4 separate regions of the Homo sapiens genome follow, and regions 2, 3 and 4 are each linked to region 1. Evidence: chromatin contacts called from ENCODE Hi-C or POLR2A ChIA-PET data. All regions are on one chromosome and are shown on one strand. The core of a region is the stretch at or near the end of the contact, and the rest is flanking DNA. Distances in the headings are between cores, read along the strand shown.

Region 1 (6,283 bases), core at 1,433-3,932:
TTTGTATTTTTAGTAGAGGTGAGGTTTCACCGTGTTGGCCAGGCTGGTCTTGAACTCCTGACCTCAAGTGATCGCCTGCCTCAGCCTTCCAAAGTGCTAGGATTACAGGTGTCAGCCACCGTGCCCAGCCAGGTTTACTGAATATTTTAAGCCTACTATTGAGACCTGCTCAAAAAAGATTTCTTTCAAAATATTACTGCTCATTTACAATACACCTGGTTACCCAAGAGCTCTGCTGGAGATGTACAGGGAGATTAGTAGTTTCATACCTGCAAACACAACATCCACTCTGCAGCCGGTGGATCAAGGAGTCATTTCAGCTTTCACGTCTTATTAAGAAATACATTTCATAAGGCTATACTGCTATAGATATTTATTCCTCTGATGGATCTGGGCAAAGTAAATTGAAAATCTTTTGGAAAGGATTCACTGCTTTACATGTCATTAACGACACATGCGATTCATGGGAGGTGGTCAAAATATCAACATTAGCAGTTTGGAAGAAGTTGATTCCAACCCACATGGATGACTGAGGGGTTTGAGACTGCAGTGGAGGAAGTAATGACAGATGTGGTGGAAAAAACAGCAAGAGAACTAAAAACGGAGCGTAGAGATGTGACGGAATTGCTGTAATCTCATGATAAAACTTGAACGAATGAAGACTTGTTTCAATGGATGAGCAAAGAGTGGTTTCTTGAGATGGAATCTATTGCTGAAGGTGCTGCACACATTGTTGAAATGACAACAAAAGATTTGGAATATTGCATAAACTTAGTTGAAAAAGCAATGGCAGAGTTTCAGAGCATTGACTCCAACTTTGAAAGAAGTTCTACTGTGGGCAAAATGCTATCATATAGCATCAGATACTACAGAGACATCTTGTGAAAACAAGAGTCAGTTAATGCGGCAAACCTCATTATTGTCTTATTTTAAGAAATTGCCACAGCCACTCCAGCCTTCAGCGACCACAATCCTGATCAGTCAGCAGCCATCAACACTGAGGGAAGACCCTCCACCAGCAAGGTTATGTGGCTGAAGGCTTATATGATTGTAAGCATTCCTGGGCTTAAGTGATCCTCCTGCCTCAGCCTCCTGAATAGCTGGGACTACAGGCCCACACAACTATGCCTGGCTAATTTTTTTTTTTTTTTTTTTGAGACAGAGTCTCATTCTGTCACCCAGGCTGGAGTGCAGTGGTGCGATCTTGGCTCACTGCAACCTCTGCCTCCTGGATTCAAGTGATTCTCCTGCCTCAGCCTCCCGAGTGGCTGGGATTATAGGCAGCCACCACCATGCCCTGCTAATTTTTGTATTTTTAGTAGAAATAGGGTTTCACCATGTTGGCCAGGCTGGTCTCGAACTCCTGACCTCAGGTAATCCGCCTGCCTCGGCCTTCCAAAGTGTTGGGATTACAGGCGTGAGCCACTGCGTCTGGCCTGTATTTTTTTAGAGATGAGATCTTACCATGTTGCCCAGACTGGTCTCAAACTCTTGGGCTCAAGCCATCCACTTGTTTCGGCCTCTCAAAGTGCTGGGATTACAGGCATGAGCCACCATGCCCAGCCCCTGTACATTTTTAAATACATAATGCTTTTGCACACTTACAGTACAATGTAAACATAACTTTTATATACACTGGGAAACAAATTGTGTGACCTGCTTTATTGACATGGTCTGGAACTGAACCCATATATATCTGAGGTATGTCTATATGTGAAATGTGCACATAATGTTTTCTTGTGCTAAGTTCCCCAGCTTTTGAATTTTTATTTTTTTTTTAGATGGAATCTCCATCACCTGGGCTGGAGTGCAATGGCGCGATCTTGGCTCGCTGCAACCTCTGCCTCCTGGGTTCCAGTGATTCTCCAGCCTCAGCCTCCCGAGTAGCTGAGATTACAGGCACCTGCCACCAAGCCTAGCTAATTTTTTTTGTATTTTTAGTAGAGACGGGGTTTCACCATGTTGGCCAGGCTGATCTTGAACTCCTGACCTCAGGTGATTTCACCTGCCTCAGCTTCCCAAAGTGCTGGGATTACAGGCGTGAGCCACCGTGCCCAGCCAGGTTTCGAAAAATTTAAAGCACTTTTTATATTTTATACCTGTAATGGATTCAGTCCTGTGGGCATGGGCAATTCTTTGTGTGCCAGACATTTAATATCTCTGTCCTCTTCACCCTACAGCCAGTTAACCTCCCTGGCCAGTGTGACAGTCATTAAAAAAAAAAAAAATTGGCTGGGCGCACTGGCTCATGCCTGTAATCTCAGCACTTGGGCTGAGAGGCAGAGGTGGGAGGATTGCTTGAGCTCAGGAGTCAGTCTGGGCAACATAGCAAGACCTTGTCTCTACTAAAAATAAAAAATTAGCCGGGTGTGGTAGCACGTGCCTGTTGTCCCAGCTACTCTGGAGGCTGAGGTGAGAGGATCGCTTGAGTCTGAGAAATTGAGGTTGCAGTGAGCCGTGATTGCATCACTGCGCTCCAGCCTGGGGGACAGGAGTCTAAAAAAAAAAAAAAAGAAAAAAAAATGCCCAGCTACCCACTAGGAGGCAGTACTGCACCATCGAGAATGGGCCAGACTTTTTGCCTGAGGTTGCACATCTCTTCAGGGAATTGAGTCTGCACTGACTTTTCCACCATGACAATAATAACACATTAACAAAGATAATCATAACAGTAATTACTGATCCTTGAGCTTTATGTATCAGCATTTTGCTAAACATTTTACATATACATACTACCTACTCACTTAAACCTAACCACTTGAGGGAGGCTCTGTTACCCTATTTTGAAACCAAGGCTTAGATCCAAGACCCATGTTAAGTGCTTTGTGAGGAAGGGGTTTTACTGAAGTGCTGAAAGAATGGGATTTGGATAGGAAGTTGGATATATGAAGAGCCAAGTGCATAAAAACAAAGGCAGGAAACTAAAAGGTTCCATGTTGACAGGTTTAAAACCCTATGAATTTGTTCAGAGCTTTAGAATGGTAGGTAGACTAGTAGAATGTCAGAGCTACAGGGACCTTAGAGATTATCAGGGATGGTGATTTCCTTTTTCTTTTTCTTTTTTTTTTTTTTTTTTTGAGACTGAGTCTCACTTTATTTCCCAGGCTGAAGTAGAGTGATGTGATCTCGGCTCACTGCAACCTCCGCCTCCCGGGTTCAAGCAATTCTCGTGCCTCAGCCTCCTGAATAACTGGGATTATGGGCGCCTGCCACCACGCCTGGCTAATTTTTATTTTTTATTTATTTATTTTTTTTGAGACGGAGTCTTGCTCTGTCGCCCAGGTTGGAGTGCAGTGGCGCGATCTCAGCTCACTGCAAGCTCTGTCTCCCGGGTTCACGCCATTCTCCTGCTTCAGCCTCCTGAGTAGCTGGGACTACAGGCATCCGCCACCACGCCCGGCTAATTTTTTGTATTTTTAGTAGAGATGGGGTTTCACCGTGTTAGCCAGGATGGTCTCGATCTCCTTGACCTTATGATCTGCCTGCCTTGGCCTCCCAAAGTGCTGGAATTACAAGCGTGAGCCACTGCGCCCGGCCAATTTTTGCTTTTTTAGTACAGACAGGGTTTCACCATGTTGGCCAGGCTGGTCGGGAACTCCTGACCTCAGGTGATCTGCCTGTCTCGGCCTCCTAAAGTGTTGGGATTACAGGCGTGAGCCACCATGCCCAGCCAGGGATGGTGATTTTCAAACTTTAAACATAGTTAAAGTTTTTGGAATGAAATCTTATGTAGAATACAGAAAACAGCTAAAAATGGTATAGCTATAAAAAGTATAGGTTCTAATAATATTGGCTCATAAAGACAAGAGAAATCCAATTTCCTTCTGTTATTTTGGTTGAATAGAGAAGTGCAAATGGTAACATTTTTTAACACTTTATTTTGCAATCCCCGAGGTGACAGGATAGGAAGGTCCATCCCATAAACAACCTAGAAGCACAGACGTCAGAAGAACATCACCCCAACATGTTTATAGGCATTTGGTTGAATAGGTTTTATGTGGGGGAAAAAACAGAAAACTTAAAAATTGTTAGACCTGTATATATTTTCAACTCAACCAAGTGCCTGTGAGCCCTCTGCAGCCATAGTGGGAAAAGTCCTTATACTGCCCACACCTTCATGCTACAGATGAAGAGCCTGAGGCCCAGGGAGGAGGAGGGGGTGGCTGAGACTCAGGGAGCCTAGGGGGGCCATCTCCAGGGGCTCGGCCTCCTGCCACCCCATCCGGTGCCCTTTCTGAGTGACCAGTCATGACATCTGGTATGGCAGTGTGCTGGAGCCTGGCTGTTCAACCCCTCACCCTGAGAGGGCTCTGGCCACTTGCCCATCTCCCTGGCAGATAAAGCCTCAGACAGATGGCAAACAGTACTTGGCTCCAGGAATCAATTCAGGTCTGATTCACCAGTGGTTTGTGCCCGAGCCAGCGCCACAGGCTGTCTCCTTTCCCCTGTTCTATCACTCACTACCCTCACTGTGGCCAGGTTGGGACTCTTGAGCAACAGGCAGATACCTGTGATCTTGAGAATTGCACTGACTCTTTTGAGGGTTTTCCAGGCCACAGCAGGACTTGTCTGCCTCATTCCTCTGGGCAGCTCAGAGCATTACCCCATCAGCTGCAGTTTCAGTATCAGGGTGGGGCAGTGGTGTGGGGTGGGGCACCGTGTTACTAGGACTAGCCCTGTTGGCTGCAGACACATTGGCAACAGGTGGTGGCTCAGGGGCACAGAACAGGTGGACTACACATCTCCAGGATGAAGTGTCATTTATTGGCATTTGCCTTTTGAAAGAAGCAATCTACTTATAAATGGCAGGACCCTTTTTATTTTCTTTTTTGAGAAAAGCATTTTATTAAATCCATATTTGGAGATATGTTTTAGCAAAGTATAATTAGCATTTTTTGTTTAGAGGATGAATTGTGTTGCTACTCAATAGAAGGAGAATATGGCATACAAACAATGCTTTTATGCAGAAACATGTGTTTTTGTTTTTGAGACAGAGTCTTGCTCTGTTGCCCAGGCTGGAGTGCAGTGGCGCAATCTCGGCTCACCTCTGCCTCCTGGGTTCAAGTGATCCTCCTGCCTTAGTCTCTCAAGTAGCTGGGACTACAGGCATGTGCCACCACGCCCAATTTTTGTATTTTTAGTAGAGAGGGTTTTGACATGTTGCCCGGGCTGGTCTCGAACTCCTGACTTCAAGTGATCCACCCACCTTGGCCTCCCAAAGTGCTGAGATTACAGGCGTGAACCACCGCGCCCAGCAGCAGAAACATGTTTTAAAAGTACATTCAGGCTGGGCGTGGTGGCTCATGCCTGTAATCCCAGCACTTTGGGAGGCCAAGGTGGGCGGATCACGAGAGGTCAGGAGATCGAGACCATCTTGGCTAACATGGTGAAAACCTGCCTCTACTAAAAATACAAAAAATTAGCCGGGCGTGGTGGTGGGCGCCTGTAGTCCCAGTACTCGGGAGGCTGAGGCAGGATAATGGCGTGAACCCGGGAGGCGGAGCTTGCAGTTAACTAAGATCACGCCACTGCACTCCAGCCTGGGAGACAGACGGAGACTCTGTCTCAAAAAAAATAAAATAAAAAAGGACGTTCATACACTTAAGCTTTTCTGACTGGACACGATGCTGCTATTTAATAATAAACTTTTTTGATCTTAAAAGAATCCAGAGCAGGTCCCCCAGGAGCAGGTTCGTGGCGTATCACCAGTGGGGAAGGCTTTTCTCAGAGGCTCTGAGGCAGTGTCTCAAGAAAGGGGGGAGGCTCCGCTTTCTCAGAGTTGCAGTGCTCACCTTGCTGCTGCTGCCACACATCTGTATGCGCCTTCCTGGTACATCACCATCACCACAGGCTCTCATGATAGTGAGGGCTTGACTCCTTCGGGAACCTCAGTCTCCCCAGCTGGAAGTAGGAGCCATAATGCCTCCCTTTCAGGCTTGTTGGGACAAAGAGATGAGGTCACATAGGTGAAGCATCAGCAACTGTGCCTGGCACAGAGGAGGCCCTGAAAGTTGCCAAGCTCAGCGTTTTCCTTCACATCAGCTCTGCTCCACCCCCTTTAATTACTCACTTTTATAATAATTCAAAGGTAACCCATGACCATGGTAGAAAAATTAGCACATATAAGCAAAAAAAGGGAAAAAAGTGATTCAATAGCTTCTGGTTTTTCTAGCCTTTTTCTTTATTCTGGGTGCTTGGTATGGGAAGTTTCTTCATTTGTGTTTAGAGGGTTTTGTAGAGATGATATCATGGTCCCACTTTGCAAACGAGACAATTGAATTCC
Region 2 (6,283 bases), core at 1,996-4,495, 350 kb after region 1:
CAACACGGGGAGACCTTCAGCTGATTTCAGCAGAGATTCCTGGGCAGATTGAACCTAGAACCAGCAAGGCAAGGCTGCTGGTCTCACCCCATGGCAGCACACAAATGTTGTTGGACTTTCTGTTTGATAAAGATAGAAGTCTTTCTAGCAGTTAAGAGACCCACACTGAGAAACAACCAGAACAGGTCCTGCTCACCTGTGATTTGGGGGAAGTTCCACTTCCAAAATGGCTCCTCCTGCTCCCCTCCTTGGACTTTTCTTGTTGCTGAGGTCTAAAATTCTACCATTTGAGATTCTTTCGTTTGGATATATCCTTCACTTAAAATGCAAGGGCCTCTAGGCCTTTTTTTCTAGCCCACAGAAAAAAATTAATGAGGGTATATCACAGTCCTGGAGCTGAGGGAAGGTTTTGAGAGGAAAAGAGACCTGGCAAAGTGGTATGTGTGGTTGGCAGAGGAGAGTAGACTGTTAGGGACAAACTCCCCCATCCCTCCCCCTGGTTAGAGTTTTGTCCTGAACCTGCATGGCCTTGGGGACGTGGATGTCACAGGCTATAGGGTGCCTCTTCTCTCCACTCCTGTAAGGCAGGTGTAGTGGGATGCCAGGAAGGCACCATGCCACCTCGCATGGGGCTGAGCTGCTAGGTTTGCCCTTCATCAGGTGGTATGGGCCAAGACAGAGAGGATCGGCTGTGGTTCCCACTTCTGTGAGAAGCTCCAGGGTGTTGAGGAGACCAACATCGAATTACTGGTGTGCAACTATGAGCCTCCGTGAGTGCCGGGGGGAACCCTGGAGATGGAGAGGGGGAAGGCACAGGCAGAGCCAAGGGGAGGGCAGAGTCGGCCACAGCCTGAGGGAGTGGGAGGAGAGGGGTCAGTCTGGAGCAATACTGTCCAGGGAGCTGTGAAGGCACCAATGGGGGTCTGCTGTCATCTGCCAGAGAGGGCCAGGAGGAGCCCAAGTTCGCCCAGCAAGTCAGTGGCTGGCAGTCAGGAGACCCAAGGGCATTTCCAGAGTAGGTGTGTGTATAGGAGTTGGGGAGAGGGTTGGGAGGGGTCGACCCCCTCCCCGCAGCATCCTCCTGACCTCCTGTAGGGGGAACGTGAAGGGGAAACGGCCCTACCAGGAGGGGACTCCGTGCTCCCAATGTCCCTCTGGCTACCACTGCAAGAACTCCCTCTGTGGTGAGTCCACGGGTGGATGGGTAGGGGCAGGGGGTGTGGAAATGATGCGATGCAGACTGGATGGTCTAAGAGCCTCCCTGGACTGAGCGGGACGTGGGCAGGGAAGGAGCCTGGTGGGATGCGACCACCGGGGGCCCCTGGCGGCTCCCTTAGCCCCCCACGCGCAGCCACTTTGGCGCCCTGTCGTTCCAAGTGGCCGGATTTCAACCCTTCAAAGGGAGGATGTTAGAAAGTCTGGCGGCTTCGGGGGGGCCCGCGCGAGGTGGGTGTCGCCACACTTTAGGGTCTCGAGGAGCGGGCTGGGGCCAGACCGGTGGGCGTGGTCAGAAGGCTTCAAACGGGCGAGGCCAGTCTTGCTGGGGGCGTGTGAGGGACCGCGATCCCGCTGGAGAAGTCCCCTGAAAAAGGGCAAGTACGAATGTAGAGAGACTTGGACCAGGAGGTGGCTAGAGGAGCAACTGTGTCAATCACCAGAAGTAACGTTTCTTTTCTTTTCTTTTTTCTTTTTCTTTTTTTTGACGGAGTTTTGCTCTTGTTGCCCAGGCTAGAGTGCAATGGCTCGATCTCGGCTCACCTGCAACCTCCGCCTCCCGGTTTGAAGCAATTCTCCTGCCTCAGCCTTCCGAGTAGCTGGGACTACAGGCACGCGCCACCACGCCTGGCTAATTTTGTATTTTTAGTAGAGATGGGGTTTCTCCATGTTGGTCAGGTTGGTCTCGAACTCCTGACCTCAGGTGATCCACCTGCCTCAGTCTCCCAAAGTGCTGGGATTACAGACGTGAGCCACCGCGCCCGGCTTGTAACTTTTATTTTCAATGAGGGGCATATCAGCTGGAGAAGTGTATGTGTGTGTTTGTGTGTCCTGGTAGGACATTTGGTCGCGTCACTTGGTTTGCAGTGCCATGAGAGATGTGGGGTCCTGCTTGCAGCACTCATGCCCGTTCTCGTCTGTCTTATCAGAACCCATCGGAAGCCCGGAAGATGCTCAGGATTTGCCTTACCTGGTAACTGAGGCCCCATCCTTCCGGGCGACTGAAGCATCAGACTCTAGGAAAATGGGTACTCCTTCTTCCCTAGCAACGGGGATTCCGGCTTTCTTGGTAACAGAGGTCTCAGGCTCCCTGGCAACCAAGGCTCTGCCTGCTGTGGAAACCCAGGCCCCAACTTCCTTAGCAACGAAAGACCCGCCCTCCATGGCAACAGAGGCTCCACCTTGCGTAACAACTGAGGTCCCTTCCATTTTGGCAGCTCACAGCCTGCCCTCCTTGGATGAGGAGCCAGTTACCTTCCCCAAATCGACCCATGTTCCTATCCCAAAATCAGCAGACAAAGTGACAGACAAAACAAAAGTGCCCTCTAGGAGCCCAGAGAACTCTCTGGACCCCAAGATGTCCCTGACAGGGGCAAGGGAACTCCTACCCCATGCCCAGGAGGAGGCTGAGGCTGAGGCTGAGTTGCCTCCTTCCAGTGAGGTCTTGGCCTCAGTTTTTCCAGCCCAGGACAAGCCAGGTGAGCTGCAGGCCACACTGGACCACACGGGGCACACCTCCTCCAAGTCCCTGCCCAATTTCCCCAATACCTCTGCCACCGCTAATGCCACGGGTGGGCGTGCCCTGGCTCTGCAGTCGTCCTTGCCAGGTAAGGCCCATAGCATCTGTCCCACTTTCCTCCTGGCTCTGGAATGTCAGTATCCTGCCCCAGCATAGGTGGTATGAGCATGGTGGGGCATGCACCCTCTGAGTAGGAGCTTCCTCCCTGGCTGCTGCCCCACCTCCTTGCATGGTGGGGTGGGCGGGACATCAGGCACAGCTGTCTCTAGGCTGAGGCAAAGCCTCTTTCTTCCCACAGGTGCAGAGGGCCCTGACAAGCCTAGCGTCGTGTCAGGGCTGAACTCGGGCCCTGGTCATGTGTGGGGCCCTCTCCTGGGACTACTGCTCCTGCCTCCTCTGGTGTTGGCTGGAATCTTCTGAAGGGGATACCACTCAAAGGCAAGGCCTGGTGAGGGGGGCCCTGGCCTCATACCCACCTGGATTGTCTTCCTCCAAGTGAGAGACCACAGCTTCCTGGGCAGGTCCTGCTCTGTGGCCCAGCAGCCCCCCTTCACCCCAACTTCTGGCCAGATTCCAGGCCAGCACTCTTGTCCTCCTGGGAGGCGTCTACAGGGCCAGCCCCTGGCACTGCCCCAGGAGTGCCTTGGCTCTGGGTAGGCCCATCCTTCAGCTGGCTGCAGACTGTTCTGAGCGGTATTTACATGTGCCCACTCTCAGGTTGTCCTGTGGCCATCAGCTTCTCTCCCAGACAGAGGATCTCAGGCTTCCCAGGAACCCCCGGGCCCCTCCCAGTCCCCTGGCCTCTTCCTTGAGCCATCTGAGTCCAGGACTGTTCCCCAGAAGTGCCTCTTGCCTTCTCAGGGTGAAGAGGTCAGCTGTCCTCCTGTCATCTTCCCCACCCTGTCCCCAGCCCCTAAACAAGATACTTCTTGGTTAAGGCCCTCCGGAAGGGAAAGGCTACGGGGCATGTGCCTCATCACACCATCCATCCTGGAGGCACAAGGCCTGGCTGGCTGCGAGCTCAGGAGGCCGCCTGAGGACTGCACACCGGGCCCACACCTCTCCTGCCCCTCCCTCCTGAGTCCTGGGGGTGGGAGGATTTGAGGGAGCTCACTGCCTACCTGGCCTGGGGCTGTCTGCCCACACAGCATGTGCGCTCTCCCTGAGTGCCTGTGTAGCTGGGGATGGGGATTCCTAGGGGCAGATGAAGGACAAGCCCCACTGGAGTGGGGTTCTTTGAGTGGGGGAGGCAGGGACGAGGGAAGGAAAGTAACTCCTGACTCTCCAATAAAAACCTGTCCAACCTGTGGCAACTATTCCTTCTCTTTCTCATCCCCCTCCTCTAAAACACTCCATTTAGTGTCTCCTCTTTGGGACCCACCCTTCATTTCCTTCCTATAACTCTCGCCTCCCCCTAATCACAGGTGGCAGGCAGGAAGGGGAAGAGCCAAAGGAAGGCCAAGGGTGCTGGGCTGACTCCCCCAGCTTCAGGAGTCACCAGTGGGGCCTAGGTAGGTTTGGAGCCCAGGATCAAAGCATGGCATGCGGCCTCTTCACGGGGGCGCTGCTATCCAGGCCTGTCTGGGACACAAGGTCAGAAATGTACATCAGGCAAGGCTCTGCCAGCCCCAGGTGCTTGGAAGAGTCCTAAGAAAGGGATCTGGAGTCCCAGACCCTCCCCAGGGGAGCAAAGCAGGACTGTCCAGAGGTGCTGAGGATCAGGAAAGCACACATATGCTGGGGTAGCAGTGGTGGATGACTGAGGGTGGCTTGGGTGGTAGGGAGGGGCAGAGCAAGTCTCCAGACCACCGCTGGAAGGTGAGCAGTCAAACAGGACACCACCCAAGTCAGGCCAGGGCTGGGAACCGACCTGTAACCAAGGAGGACACTCCCCTCTTTTACTTTCTTTTTTTTTTTTGAGATAGAGTTTTGCTTTGTCGCCCAGGCTGGAGTGAAGTGATCTCGGCTCACTGCAACCTCCGCCCACCGGGTTCAAGCGATTCTCCTGCCTCAGCCTCCCGAGTAGCTGGGATTATAGGCACCTGCCAACACGCCCAGCTAATTTTTGTATTTTTAGTAGAGACGGGGTTTGGTCAACAGGTGGTCTTGAACTCCTGACCTCAGGTGATCCACCGGCCTCAGCCTCCCAAAGTGCTAGGATTACGGGTGTGAGCCACCACGCCCGGTCTACTCTATGTTTTTTCCAGCTCTATTCAGATATAACTCACAACATAAAATTCACCCATTTAAAATATGCAACTCAACGGTTTTTACTATATTCACAAGGTTGTGTAAAACCGTCACAATTTTAGAACATTTTCATCACCCCAAAAAGAAACCCCATACCCATTAGCAGTCACTCCCTATTTCCCTCCAACCTCCCCAGCCCCAATCAACCACTAATCTATTTTCTATCTATATGGATTTGTCTATTCTTAACATCCATATAAATTCTTGACATATCATATATGTTATGGTCTTTTGTGACTGCTTCTTTCACTTAGCATATAAATATATATAATTTGTTTTAGACAGGATCTTGCTCTGACATCCAGGATTATAGCTCACTGCAGCCTCCAACTCCTGGGCTCAAGTGATTCTCCCATCTCAGCCTCTTGAGCAGCTGGGACTACAGGTGCATGCCACCATGTCCAGCTGATTTTTAAATTTTTTGTAGAGACCAGTTCTTACTATGTTGCCCAGGCTGGTCTTGAACTCCTGGCTTCAAGCTATCCTCCCAAAGGACTGAGATTATAGTTGTGAGTTGCTGCTCTCAGCCAACATACTTTCAAGGTTCATCCATGTCGTAGCATGAATCGGAACTTCATTCATTTTTATTGCCAAGTAATATTCCATTCTATGGAATATTCATTACATTCTATAGAACATTTCCATTTGTCATCGGACACTCAGGCTGTTTCCACTCCTGAGCTACTACGAATACTACTACTAAGCATTCATATACCAGTTTTTGTGTGAACGTTAAGTTTCCAATTATCTTGGGTATATACGTAAGGATATATATAAGGAGGTCCCCAAAGGCCTGTCAGAGGCCCTTTCAGCTTTGCCCATTGGATGAGGTTTCCCAGGACGGGAGGAGGAGGACACTCCTCCTGTCACCCCTCCCTTTGCCAGCAGCTGAGGTCTCCTCCTGCCCAATCCCACCCAATCTCCTTTCTCAGATGAGGACCCAGCATCCTAGTTTCCAGGACTAGTCGACAGGAAACACGCGAACTGCTAGGAGGGCAGATGGACAGGGTCTCACCCCCAAAGATCAAATGGTCTAGGAGCATTTCACACACACAAGAATTTGAATGAACTGAAAACTTCCTGTTTCATTAGATTAAAAACCTGTACTTTGCTCAGCCAATAACTGGGACACAGTATCAAGAGATTTTCATGCCATTTCTGGGTGTGGAAGATGGCCTGGGAAATGAAGTTGAAACCCCCAAATTCAGGAAGTTACTTGGGGGCAGCAGCAGCCCTCCCAGAGGTGACTGGCCAAGGCCACTAAAACCTTGCTCTCTACTCTGGGCAGCCTCTCTGAAC
Region 3 (6,283 bases), core at 2,654-5,153, 310 kb before region 1:
GCAACCCCTGATCTGCTTTCTGCCATTATAGATTAATTCACTACAATGTGAACTCTTTTTTAAAAATCTGAATTCTTTCACTCTGCATAATTATTCTGAGATTCATCCATGTTGTTGAATGTATAAATAGTTTGTTCCTTTTTACGTTCCGTGCCACTGTATGAATGTACCACAGCTCATCTACCAAAAGAGTTGAATATACCACTGTATGCATATACCACAGCCCATTTACCCAGTCCCCTGTTGATGGACATTTAGGTTATTTTCAGATTTGGGCTATTATGGATAAAGCTGCTATGAACACTCACGCATGAGTCTTGGTGTGGACATATGCTTTCATTTCTCTTGGGTAAATACCTAGAAATGGAATGACGGGATTGCATGGTACATTCATGTTTAACATACATACACAAATATTTTAATTGTGGTAAAAAAACACGTAACAAATTTTAAGCACACAGTTCAGTAGTGTTAACTATTTCATATTGTTGTGCAGCAGATCTCTAGAACTTTTTCATCTTGCAAAACTGAGCCTTTACACACATTGATCAACAACTCCCCCTTTTCTCCTCCTCCAGCCCCCAGCAACCACCATCCCACTTTCTGTGCTGATGATTTTGACTACACTAGGTACTTCATATAAATGGAATCATGCGGTATTTGTCTTTTTGTGACTGGCTTATTTAACTTAACATAATGGCCTCAAGGTTCATCCATGTTGTAGCTGTAGCATGTGACAGGATTTTCTTCCTTTTTTGAGACGGAGTCTCGCTCTGTTGTCCAGGCTAGAGTGTGGTGGTGTGATCTCAGCTCACTGCAACCTCTGCCACCTGGGTTCAAGCGATTCTCCCGCCTCAGCCTCCTGAGTACCTGAGACTACAGGCACACGCCACCACGTCCAGCTAATTTTTGTATTTTTAGTAGAGACAGGGTTTCACCATGTTGGCCAGGATGGTCTCGATCTCCTCACCTCGTGATCTGCCTGCCTCGGCCTCCCAAAGTGCTGGGATTACTGGGGTGAGCCACCGCGCCTGGCCGATTTTCTTCCTTTTTAGAGCTGAATATATTCCACATGTTCTTTGTCCATCCATCTGACAAAGGACACTGGAGTTGCTTCCATCTTTCGGCTATTGTGGATAATGCTGCAGTGCCCATGGATGTCTCTTCCAGATCCTATTCAATTATTTTGGATATATAACCAGAATATATGTTTGACTTTTTAATAAACTGCCAAATTGTTTTCCAAAGCAGTTGTACCATGTTTCATTCCCACCAGCAGTGGATGAGCGTTCCCATTCCTCCAAAACTTTTGGGGTTTTTTTTGTTTTTTTGTCTGTTTTTTTTTTTTTTTTTGAGATGGAGTCTCGCTCTGTCACCCAGGCTGGAGTGCAGTGGCATGATCTCGGCTCACTGCAAGCTCCACCTCCTGGGTTCACACCATTCTCCTGCCTCAGTCTCCCGAGTAGCTGGGACTACAGGCGCCCGCTACCACGCCCAGCTAATTTTTTGCATTTTTAGTAGAGACGGGGTTTCGCCATGTTGGCCAGGATGGTCTCGATCTCTTGACCTCGTGATCCACCCGCCTCGGCCTCCCAAAGTGCTGGGATTACAGGCGTGAGCCACTGCGCCCGGCCAACTTTTGGTATTTTTAATTAATGCTCAGAATTTTTCATTTTAGCCCTTCTAACAGGTGCATGTCGGTAACTTATTGTGGTTTTAATCAGTATTCCTCTAATGACTAATGACTTTGAGCATCTTTTCATTTGTCTATTTGCCTCCCATAGATCTTCTTTGGTGAAGCATTCGTTCCACTCTTTTGTACATTTCTCACCTAGACTCTTAATAAGCTTTGTTTTTTTAGGGTAGTTTTAGATTTATGGATAACTTGTGAAAATAATACAGGGTGTTTGTCTCACATCTGTTAGACGTTACAGAATGATACATATATAACACGGTATTCAGTCCAGTACATTTGTTACAACTCATGAACCAATCTTGACATATTATTAACTAAGAGCCATTGCTTATTCAGATTTTCTCAGTTTTTACCTAATTTCTTTTTCTGTTCCAGGACCCCCCACCCAGGGATCACATTACATTTTGTTGTCACGTCTCCTCAGTTTCCTCTTGCCTATAACAGTTTCTCAGACTTTTCTTATTCTTGTGTGTGTGTGTGTGTGAGAGAGAGAGAGAGAGAGAGAGAGAGAGAGAGAGAGACAGAGTCTTGCTGTGTCACCCAGGCTGGAGTGCAGTGGTGCAATCTTGGCTCACTGCAAGCTCCACCTCCCGGGTTCATGCCATTCTCCTGCCTCAGCCTCCCGAGTAGCTGGGGCTACAGGTGCATGCCACTACCCCCGGCTAATTTTTTGTATTTTTAGTAGAGATGGGGTTTCACCGTGTTAGCCAGGATGGTCTCAATCTCCTGACCTCATAATCCGCCCGCCTCGGCCTCCCAAAGTGCTGGGATTACAGAGACTTTTCTTATTCTTGATGACCTTGACAGAGTTGACTATCGGTCAGGTATTTTGTAGAACGTCCCTCAGTTGGGGTTTGTCTGATGTTTTTCTCAAGATTAAGCTGGGGTTTTGAGTTCTGGGGAGGAGACCACAGAGGTAAGGTGCTATTCACATCACGTTACCTCATGGGCACGTGCTGCCAACATGACGTATCCCTGCTGATGTTGACCATGACCGCCTGGCCGAGGTAGTGTCCATCGGGTTTCTCCATTGTGAAGTACTCTTTCTCCCTCTATCCTTACTGCAGTTTTTGGAAGAAAGTCACTGTGCACAGCTCATATTTAAGGAGTGAGAAGTTATGCTCCACTTCCTAAAGGGTCAAGCATCTACATAAATTACTAAGAATTCTTCTGCAGGGGAGCTTTCTCTCTTCTCCCTGATTTACTTACCTACGTAATATATGTTTATATCAGTATGGATTCATGGTTATGTTATACTTTGGGTTATTATTCAATACTACTTTATTGTGTTCTTCAAATTGTTCCAGCTTTGGCCATTGGGAGCCCTTTCAGTTGGCTCTTTCACACATTTTAAAAACTGAATTGTTTGTTTTCTTATTTAAGGGCTGTTATGTGGCCTAGATAAACGCCATCCCCCCGCCCCCCCACCCACCCACTATTTTTGAGACAGGTTCTCACTCTGTCACCCAAGCTGGAGCGTAGTGGCACGATCATGGCTCACTGAAGCTTCAGCTTCCCAGGCTCAGGCAACCCTTTCACCTTTCTCAATGAGTCTTACAGCCACAGTGACCTTCTCAGAACCAGCCTCAGCTGATTACCTCCCCTGCCTAAAAGTCATGCTACAATAATGCTTGCCATGAAAACTAAGGATCCTAGCTGCTGCCTACAGCCCTGACATGGTCCGGCCCCTGCCGCCTCCTCAGCCTCCTCCCCCAGCACAGTACCCCCGCCCCACACTGACCTTTCAGGCCCCCGACCACCTGGTGTGTCCTCAAACTTTGTGGCCTTTGTGTGTGCTGTTCCCTCTGCTGAAACACCCTCACCACCCCGCCCTGACCATCCTGGGCCACGTACCCTTCAGATCTCTACTCACTGCCAATCCCTCAGATGACCTGCCCTCTCTCACAGCACCACATTCCTCTCTTCCTGCACTTGCCTCAGTTGAAACTCTAGATAATTTGGGTGGGCAACGCCTGCTTCCCCACACTACACCGTAAGTGCCAGAAACCATCACGTTTGTTTTCACTCACTGTAAATTCAAGTAAGTACAGAAAGACCTTTGAAAAGCACTGTTCCTGTTTAGGAAAATAACTCAAGAAACCATTTTTGCAAAGGCCATGCTGCTGCCAGGGCTGAGTAACACCCCATGCTATTGTTTATCCTAGATGCTGTTTATCTTAATTCTTCCTCCAAGAGAGTGATTTTCCCCCGGGTGGAAGTGTACTGCCAGATAGAACTCGCCCTTGGCAATGAGTGCCCTGAACGCAGTCAACCAAGCCTTCGAGCACGGCAGGCCAGTCTGGAAGGAGCCACACAACCTCACAAGGAGTGGGTTCCCAAAGGGGATGGAAGGGGCAGCCATGGTCCGCCTGTGTCCCAACCTGTGCAGACACTTGAATTCACATGCGAGTCACCTGTTTCAGCACCAGTCTCTCCACTTGAGCAGCCACCTGCACAGCCACTGGCCTCTTCAACTCCACTTTCTCTAAGTGGCATGCCACCTGTATCATTCCCAGCTGTGCACAAGCCACCCAGCTCCACACCTGGTTCATCACTGCCCACCCCACCACCTGGACTGTCACCTCTGTCACCTCAGCAGCAGGTACAACCGTCTGGATCACCAGCCAGATCCCTACACTCTCAGGCACCCACTTCACCCAGGCCATCCCTGGGGCCTTCAACTGTGGGGGCACCTCAAACACTGCCCCGAAGTTCTCTTTCAGCCTTCCCTGCTCAGCCACCTGTGGAGGAACTAGGCCAAGAACAGCCCCAAGGTATGGACCCTTCTGGCTTGTTATGACTTTCTCATGCCTGGAGCCCCTTGGCAAGCGAGCAAGGACACCAGGGCTGATAACCGCTTCTTTAGGGGTGCGTGGCTGAAGTTAGCAGTGAGCTTTAGCATCTCTGTCCATTATGAGGACAGTCCGCCACAAGGGGGCAGTGTAATAGACATTGGTTCATTTCCCTTGGTGCAGTGCTTCTCAAAGTGCGATCCCCCTACCGGCAGCAAAAGCATCACCTGGGAACTTGCTAGAAATTACAGTTCTCAGGTCCTACTGCAGACCTACTAAATTACCAACTTTGGAGGTGCGGCCCAGCTGCCTTTTTTACAAGCCCTCCAGGTGATTTTTTGCCTGCTCACATTTGAGACCGCTGGGCCAGTAGATTTTTACTGTGAAACCTGCTGTGCTGGGCGTGCTACTCAAAGAGTGGTCCGCAGACCAACCCAGCCCTCAACTGTGTGTTACTAGCCCACCACGGAGGGTGTGCAGAAATTAAGAGTAATCATTTAGAAACGTTTATAGCACTAAGGTATTTCCACAACATCCCGGAGCTTGACCATTTTTTACTAATTCATTTGCATTGTATTTCACAAAATTACTAGTTTGTTATAGACTACAAAGAAATTTTTTTTTTTAGATGGAATCTCGCTCTGTCGCCCAGGCTAGAGTGCAGTGGCGTGATCTTGGCTCACTGCCAGTTCTGCCTCCCGGGTTCACGCCATTCTTCTGCCTCAGCCTCCCGAGTAGCTGGGACTACAGATGCCCGCCACCACGCCTGGCTAATTTTTTGTATTTTTAGTAAAGACAGGTTTCACTGTGTTAGCCAGGATGGTCTCAATCTCCTGACTTTGTGATCTGCCCGCCTTGGCCTCCCAAAGTGCTGGGACTACAGGCGTGAGCCACCGCGCCCAGCCAGAAATTTTTAAAAAACTGTTTCCTTACTACTACAGACGGTTTCAGAAGCACCACTATAGGGCCTGCAAAGATAAAACGTTCTCAATTCCTTACTCAGGAAATCTCCCTTTCAGCAGAGGAGATAACAGGGATACTAACCTCAAAAATACAATCAGGGACTGGGTGTGGTCACTCACACCTGTAATTCCAGCACTTTGGGAGGCCAAAGCGGGTGGATCACCTGAGGTCAGGAGTTCAAGACCAGCCTGACCAACATGGTGAAACCCCATCTCTACTAAATACAAAAAAATCAGCCAAACTTGGTGGTGCATGCCTGTAATCCCAGCTACTTGGGAGGCTGAGGCAGGATAATCGCTTGAACCCAGGAGGTGGAGGTTGCAGGGAGCCAAGATTGTGCCATTGCACTCCAGCCTGGGCAACAAGAGTGAAACTCCATTTAAAAAATATATATATATCAGAAGTATTAAGTACTATATAACTAATAAAAACACAGTGTTGGAGGGTATTCGTAGAGAATAAGACCACTTATCTCTGGGGCAGTATGAAAAGCTTCTTGGAGGTGACAGGTGAGCTTAAATGGGCAGGATTTTGAACATCGTGGTTTGTGGGATTGGATGGGTTGGAGTAGAAAGAGCATTTCCGATTTTGTTTATTTAAAATGCTCAGGTGCAGTGCAGGAATGTGCAGGGTACTTTCAAGGTACTTTAGGAAGGAGAGGACTTGTGTGTGGCCACCATGGATGGTCTGGGTGGAGACAGAGGGACAGAGACCCAAATGAAGGACTGAAGCCAGATTGTAGGGTGCTCATGGTCCTCAGCCAAACTTCCAGAGCTATTATGGTAAACGTCACAGATCGGCAATGTCTCCTCATCTGGGAATTAGCCCCAAC
Region 4 (6,283 bases), core at 1,728-4,227, 270 kb before region 1:
TGAGCCCAGAAGTTCAAGACCAGCCTGGACAACATAGTGAGATCTTATCTCTACTAAAAATTTTAAAAATTAGCCAGGCATGGTGGCACATGCCTGTAGTCTCAGCTACTCAGGAGGCTGAGGCAGGAGGATTGCTTGAGCCCAGGAGGTCAAGGCTGCAGTGAGCCATGATCGTGCTACTGCACTCCAGCCTAGGCAACAGAGTGAGATCCTGTCTCAAAGGAAAAAAGAAGAAAGGAAGGAAAGGAAGGAAAAAAAGAAGGAAAGAAAGGAAGAAAGGGAGGGAGGGAGGGAGGAAGGAAGGAAGGAAGGAAGGAAGGAAGGAAGGAAAAAGAAAGAAAGAAAGAAACAAAGAAAGAGAAGGAAAGGAAGGAAGAAAGAGAAGGAAAGGAAGGAAGGAAATGTATGGAGTGCCAGACATCTTTCTTTCTGTGTATTAACAGTGCCTGGTACTTGTAAGGGCTCAATAAAGGGCCAATGTTTTATTACGGGCAACAGAGTTATTAATGCTTCATTCATTCTGTCAACAGGTTTTGGATCCAGCTATGTGACAGACACTGTCTCAGCACTAAATTTAGAATTTATTAGTCCAAGAAGTCACTCAGCCTTCAAACAAATGTTAAATAATATTACATATTTTTCATTTATTTAATGAAACTATTGTGTCAACCACTTCTTCCAGGCCCTGTGTGTATTGTATGTGTTCTTTCTTATTCCAAGGTGAATATGCCCAGCCTGGCCCAGCCCTCATGGAGTCCATAAAGTAGTTGGGAAGAGAGAAACACACAGAGAAAAATCATACAAGCAAGCAGAAGGGAATAGGAAGTTGTTTAATGCGTACAGAGTTTCAGTTTGAGAGGAATGTGGTACCACTACCTCCACCATTCAACCATCTCCACAACTTTTGAGATGTGGAGGATTTTCACAAGGCACACTCAAACTCAACTTTTGAGTTTGGAGATGGTTCAATGGTGGAGAGTGGTACAACAATCAAAATGTGCTTAATGCCACTGCACCGTACACTTTAAAAAGGTTACAACAGTCAACTTTATGTCATGCATATTTTACCACAATAAAAAGAAGGGGAGGGGCAGACAGCCACGTGGCACACCGTGCAGACATCTCCCATGTACCCAGCAATCCCATCTGCAGGTACATACGCTCCTAGGTTCTCACGGGAGGGAGAACCATCATGGGCAGCTCTGGGCATCCCACGCCTTCTCCATCAGGGGTCCGGGGGGCAACCTAGCCCTGTGCTCAGTGCCTGCCAAAGACCATATCCTGGAGACGATCTCCACGATCTGGAGACAGACTCTGGCAGCTGCCTGTCCCAGGGCCAAGGTCGGCTACACTACGAGTGAGCCCCCATGCAAAATGAAAACAAAGCACCCTTGTTCAAAACGTATTAATAGTTTCAAGACAGACAGCAGAACATTAAACCAAGCCCCCTGCCCTTCTGAGTGCACACCCTGTGCAACAGTCCAGGTCACACAGCCTTGAAGGGGGCTCTGAAGGTGACAGTTCCCAACCATGTGCTGGGAGGGAAGATGGCAGAGGGAGAGAGAGGGAGATTGAGAGAGAATATCTTTAAAATTTTTATTTAAGTATAACGTATAAAAAGGTGCACAGATCACAGGCAGACAGCTCAATGAATTTTCACGAAGGGAATAAACCTGTGTAACCACCACCCAGATGAAGAAAGAGAACATTCCTGGCACCCCAGAACCCACCTTGTTGCCCTCACGACTCCCAGATTAGATTAGTTTTGCCTATTTTTGAGCATCATCGGTCTGCATGTTTTCTTTTATGCCTGGCTTTTCTCACCGCATGTCTGCGGGACTCAGCCATACTGCTGTGCTGTCATTCTCAGACGGACAATCCCAAGTGTCAGAGCCCATGTGGGGCAAACAGAATTCTCATACGCTGCTGGTGGGAGTGGAAAATGGTGCAACTACTTGGAAAAATCGGCTGGCAATATCTATCAAAGCTGAACAAACACCTGCCCTGTGACCCAGCAATTCCACCCCCAGATAGATACACAACAGAAATGCATCCCCATGGCCCCCCGAAACAACTTTGATATGAATGTGTATATCAGTGCTGTTTGTGAGAGCCAAACTCTCAAAAACTTGAAACTACTTAAATGCCCATTAACAGGAAAATGTACAAACAGTGGCATATTCACACAATTGAGATTTTGTTGTTGTTTTTTCCAGAGAGTCTGTACATTTGTTTATAAAGATTTTTCACCCGCTTGTGTGGGCTGCGTGTGCAGCACGGGGCACGGAAGATAAACGTGGTCTTGGATAAAAATGATGGTAGCCAACGGAGAGGAGTGGGTGGAACACAGGGCCCCAGTCTCAGGAGCGCGGGATTTGGCGGTTCTGAGTAACAAACCTAAGAAGGATTTTCACAAGGCACACTCTAACCTCTCTGAGTGTGAACGCTGCTTCCCAGAAATCCGTCCCCATCCCGGCAGAATTATCTACATATGGAAATGAGCCTGGATCTTCATTTGCTCTGCGGCTCTTGTTCACCGCAGAGCAAAGAGCAAGCTGGTGAACTCTCACTCCTTTCCCGGGCCACACCCTCTGCCTGGAGCCTGCTAATTCGAGGTCCAGCCTCCAACCCACCGGCCTTCCCTAAGTCTCCTTCAGTGTCCTCAGTGAGAGGTGCCGGAAAGGCTATGACCTCACTCCTTCCCAAGCCCCGTCAGAACCCAGAACCAGAGTCTCCAGCCCGAAAATAGCCTCAGAATATCCCCTCGGTTGCTGTGTGCGATGCCTGATTTAGGTCTTGTGCCGGAAATGCTCAGTGAATCTCAGTTCCCCTCCAGATTCCCCTGCCTCGTGGCTCCCAGCGACTCCTAGACTCTCCTCCGCCTCAGCTGTCTGTGGGTCCCTGCTGCAAGCGGGGGCCTCGAGTGCCCGTCCCCACGGAGTGGGAAAGCTGTGGCTTTGACATTAGGCAGAGCTGCGCTGCAGCTCCGGCTGCCTACCCCCAGGGGGCGCGCTGGTGATCGCAATGACAACGGCCATTCGCAAAATGGTTACCAGACCTCAAGCCCGTAGCACGAGCTTCTAAATACATGATTTTTGCCCACAATAATATTCATAAAGAATATATTGTTATTTTACAGATCAGGAAATTAAGGCTCAAAAAGATAAAATAGGCCGGGTGCGGTGGCTCACACTTGTGATCCCAGCACTTTGGGAGGCTGAGGCGGGCGGATCACTTGAGGTCAGGGGTTCAAGACCAGCCTGGCCAACATTTCGTATTTTCGTAAAAATACGAAAATTAGCCGGGCATGGTGGCGTGCGCCTGCAGTCCCAGCTACTCGGTAGGCTGAGGCAGGAGAATTGCTTGAACCTGGGAGGCAGAGGTTGCAGTGAGCCGAGATGGCACCACTGCACTCCAGCCTGGGCGAGAATGAGATTCCATCTCAAAAAAAAATAAAAAGGTAAAATGCTTAAGTGATACTAGTAAATGGCAGATTAAAACCTGCCAGTCAGCCAGGCCTTATGGCATGCAACTGTGTTCCCAGCTCCCCAGGAGGCTAAGGCGGGAGGATCTCTCCAGCTTAGAAATTCTAATCCAGCCTGGACAACATAGCGAGACCTTGTCTCCAAAAAAATAAAAATAAAAATCTGTCAGTCTCCAAAGTGCACTCCACTGTTCTTCTGAACCTCAATTTTCACACCATTACAATGGGAATAAATGATACCAACCTTGCAGGACTGTTAGGAAACTTGAGTGAGGCGATGCAGTGAGCACTTGGCATAGGATGCTGGTGGGCACCTGGGTAGTGGGAACATTTGCTGTAGAAGGGCCCACAGTGAGGTCTCATCATGGGACAGGGGCCCACAGCTGTCTCACAGAACTTGCTCCAAGCCCAACAGTGTCACATGGGTGAACCCAGCCAGGATAATTCCCCAAATTCCTCTTTCCTGGGTCCTAAGGTGGACATTGGTCTCCTCAACCTCTGGTGGCTCTGGCAAGCCCTCTTACACTGTGCCGGTAAAGGAAGCACCTGGTTTAAGCCAGGGTTTCTCAACCTCATCTCTGTTGACATTTTGGACTGGATACCTATTTGCTAGAGGGGAGGGGGGCGGTCCTGTGTGTTGTAGGATGTTTAGCAGCATCCTTGGCCTCTACTCACTAGATGATAGTAGTATCCCACCCAGTAGTGAAAACCAAAAATGCCTCCAAGTCCCCTGGAGAGCAAAATCTCGCCCAGCTGAGAACTATTGGCTTAAGCAATAACGACATGCAATGATCTCACGTTAACTAGGAGTCCCTGATGGCAGGTAGTTCCAGGTGGTTTGGGGCAGCAGCTTGATGATGCCAACAACCACCAATGTTGTCCTAATGCTCATCAATTCATGATCACAAGATGGCTGCCACAGATCCCATTGTGCCACCGCCACAGTCCCACTCAAAGGCAGGCAAGAGGGGGAAAGCGATGGTGTCCTGTGGCATCACCTTTAATCTACAGAGTTTTCCTAGACACTTCTCAGCAGATCTCCCCTGTGTCTCATTGGCTAAAACTGGGGTACCTATCCAGTCCTAGCAGCAAGGGAGCTGGGAAAATGACTAAGTGGCAAGGGGGAGGAGGGATGGAAATGGTGGGCCCTCCCTGACCTGGCAGAATAGACACTCCTCATACTTGCAGAAATTATTTTTAAATCTATCTGCTTTTCCTCACTAAGACTTCAGGACAGGGATCCACATGTTTTCCTCTGTATCCTCAGAACTTAGCCTCGTGCTTAGCACTTAGAAGGTGTTTACTTCATGCTCGTTGAATGAATGAATGAATGAATCGATCAGTTGACCAATGATTTGACCTTCCCCCTTCCTTGCTTATATCACTAAGAGCCCTAAGTAGATGATTATTTATCTATATGCAAATTAACTTGTCTAATTACAAATAAGCCTATGATACAAATAATAATGCAAACATCTCCCAGTTTCTCTAACAAGTCCCGATCCCTCTGGCCATTGAATATGCTGTTCCACTTGTCCAGAACATTCTTCCTGCTACCTCTAACCTCACCCCTCTTCAGCTGGCCAGCTCCTTCTCACTCATAGGTCTCAGCTTAGATGTCACTGCCTCTGGGAAGCCCTCACTGATCTCCTCAGTGTGGCTCGAGGCCTTGGTCCCCTGTGCTGCGCCATCCTAGCACTTATCACCCTGTGTTGTGACTGTTTCCCTAGCAGGACAGGAAATGTCCATGGAGACCAGAACAGCTTGTCCTTCACCAAAGTTAAGTTCTCCATAAACTTTTTTGATTGAATCATTTATGCCAAGGGTTGGCAAAGCTGTTCTGCAAAGTGCCAGATAGTATTTTCAGCTTTGTGGGCTGTATGATCTCTGTTGCAACCATTCGACTCTGCGGTTGGAGGGAGAAAGCAGCCATAGCTGATACTTAAACAAATGAGCATGGCTGTGTTCCAATAAAACTCTATTTGTGGGCACTGAAATTTGAATTTCATATGAATTTCACATGTCATAAAATATTATTCCTTAAAAACATTTTTTCAACCATACAAAAATGTAAAAACCATTTTTAAAGGTTCACCGGCTGTACAAAAACAGGTGATGGACCTTAGTTTGCTAACCCTGATTAATACTGAGAGTCACATGTTCTGGATTTTCCAGGTCATTCTCAAAGATACAACAGGATCACATAAAGCAGTAATGCACAGTAGTTCTTAAGATCAAGCAGTTAAGTTAAACTTGAAAGTGCATTAAATGACTTAGCCATCACAACCCAGAAGACTGTGTCTTAGGAAATCAAAGATTAAGATTAATTTAAGACTGGAGCTGGGCACAGTGTCTCATGCCTGTAATCCCAGCACTTTGGGAAGCCGAGATGGGCAGATCACTTGAGGTCAGGAGTTTGAGACCAGCCTGGTCAACATGGTGAAATCTCATCTCTATTAAAAACACAAAAAATTAGCCAGGCCTGATGGCAGGCACCTGTAGTCCCAGCTACTCAGGAGGCTGAGGCAGGAGAATCGCTTGAGCCCAGGAGGTGGAGGCTGCAGTGAGCTGAGATCGCACCACTGCACTCCAGACTGGGAGGCAGAGTGAAACTCCATCTCAATTAAAAAAAAAAAAAGATTAACTTAAGGCTGGGAAACTGTTACTATCAGGGAACTATATCAATAGGTTCAAACAAAAATGTTTGATAATTTCTATATGCAATTCTGTTGGAAATTTTTAAAACTAGGCAGAAGAATATTTCTTTTCCATAAGAATGATTTCTCTGAAATGATATTC

What was found. Hi-C counts contacts between places; a loop is a spot of excess contacts on that map. ChIA-PET counts read pairs that join two places held with the same protein, here RNA polymerase II (POLR2A). Pooled maps may share reads with other maps.
Region 2: a pooled map shows a loop between it and region 1 (3-fold over the local background). The contact joins two enhancer-like sites. A Hi-C loop is called at or near these places in 1 of 168 maps with a recorded cell type or tissue (heart left ventricle) and 5 of 50 pooled maps. POLR2A ChIA-PET finds 5 or more read pairs at or near these places in 3 of 52 experiments (A673, activated CD8-positive, alpha-beta memory T cell and naive thymus-derived CD4-positive, alpha-beta T cell).
Region 3: a loop to region 1 is called in a pooled map, with 4 times the contacts of the local background. The contact joins two enhancer-like sites. A Hi-C loop is called at or near these places in 2 of 50 pooled maps. POLR2A ChIA-PET finds 5 or more read pairs at or near these places in 4 of 52 experiments (A673, H1, HEK293 and 1 more).
Region 4: a loop to region 1 is called in a pooled map, with 5 times the contacts of the local background. The contact joins two enhancer-like sites. A Hi-C loop is called at or near these places in 3 of 50 pooled maps. POLR2A ChIA-PET finds 5 or more read pairs at or near these places in 4 of 52 experiments (SK-N-SH, activated CD4-positive, alpha-beta T cell and activated T-cell).

What each region holds. Positions count from the first base shown.
Region 1 is chr6:36,612,794-36,619,076 of GRCh38, forward strand. No RefSeq gene overlaps it. Among named protein-coding and RNA genes, the nearest start is that of MIR3925, 6.6 kb to the right of the region's middle. RefSeq lists a silencer at 365-565 and an enhancer at 2,272-2,321. Within about 2 kb of position 2,683, at least 8 of the 41 ENCODE cell types and tissues checked have a DNase peak (open chromatin) inside an H3K27ac peak, as active enhancers do.
Region 2 is chr6:36,960,791-36,967,073 of GRCh38, forward strand. It overlaps PI16 (peptidase inhibitor 16), which reads left to right. Exons shown (of 7, transcript NM_153370.3): 3 at 661-770; 4 at 1,096-1,184; 5 at 2,145-2,822; 6 at 3,033-3,172; 7 at 3,596-4,047. The coding sequence ends at 3,154. Among named protein-coding and RNA genes, the nearest start is that of PI16, 9.2 kb to the left of the region's middle. RefSeq lists enhancers at 2,230-2,855, 2,856-3,480. Within about 2 kb of position 3,246, at least 8 of the 41 ENCODE cell types and tissues checked have a DNase peak (open chromatin) inside an H3K27ac peak, as active enhancers do.
Region 3 is chr6:36,298,000-36,304,282 of GRCh38, forward strand. It overlaps PNPLA1 (patatin like domain 1, omega-hydroxyceramide transacylase), which reads left to right. Exons shown (of 9, transcript NM_001374623.1): 6 at 3,862-4,470. Among named protein-coding and RNA genes, the nearest start is that of PNPLA1, 31 kb to the left of the region's middle. RefSeq lists an enhancer at 4,141-4,641 and a silencer at 4,510-4,559. Within about 2 kb of position 3,904, at least 4 of the 41 ENCODE cell types and tissues checked have a DNase peak (open chromatin) inside an H3K27ac peak, as active enhancers do.
Region 4 is chr6:36,338,139-36,344,421 of GRCh38, forward strand. No RefSeq gene overlaps it. Among named protein-coding and RNA genes, the nearest start is that of BNIP5, 4.4 kb to the left of the region's middle. Within about 2 kb of position 2,978, at least 11 of the 41 ENCODE cell types and tissues checked have a DNase peak (open chromatin) inside an H3K27ac peak, as active enhancers do.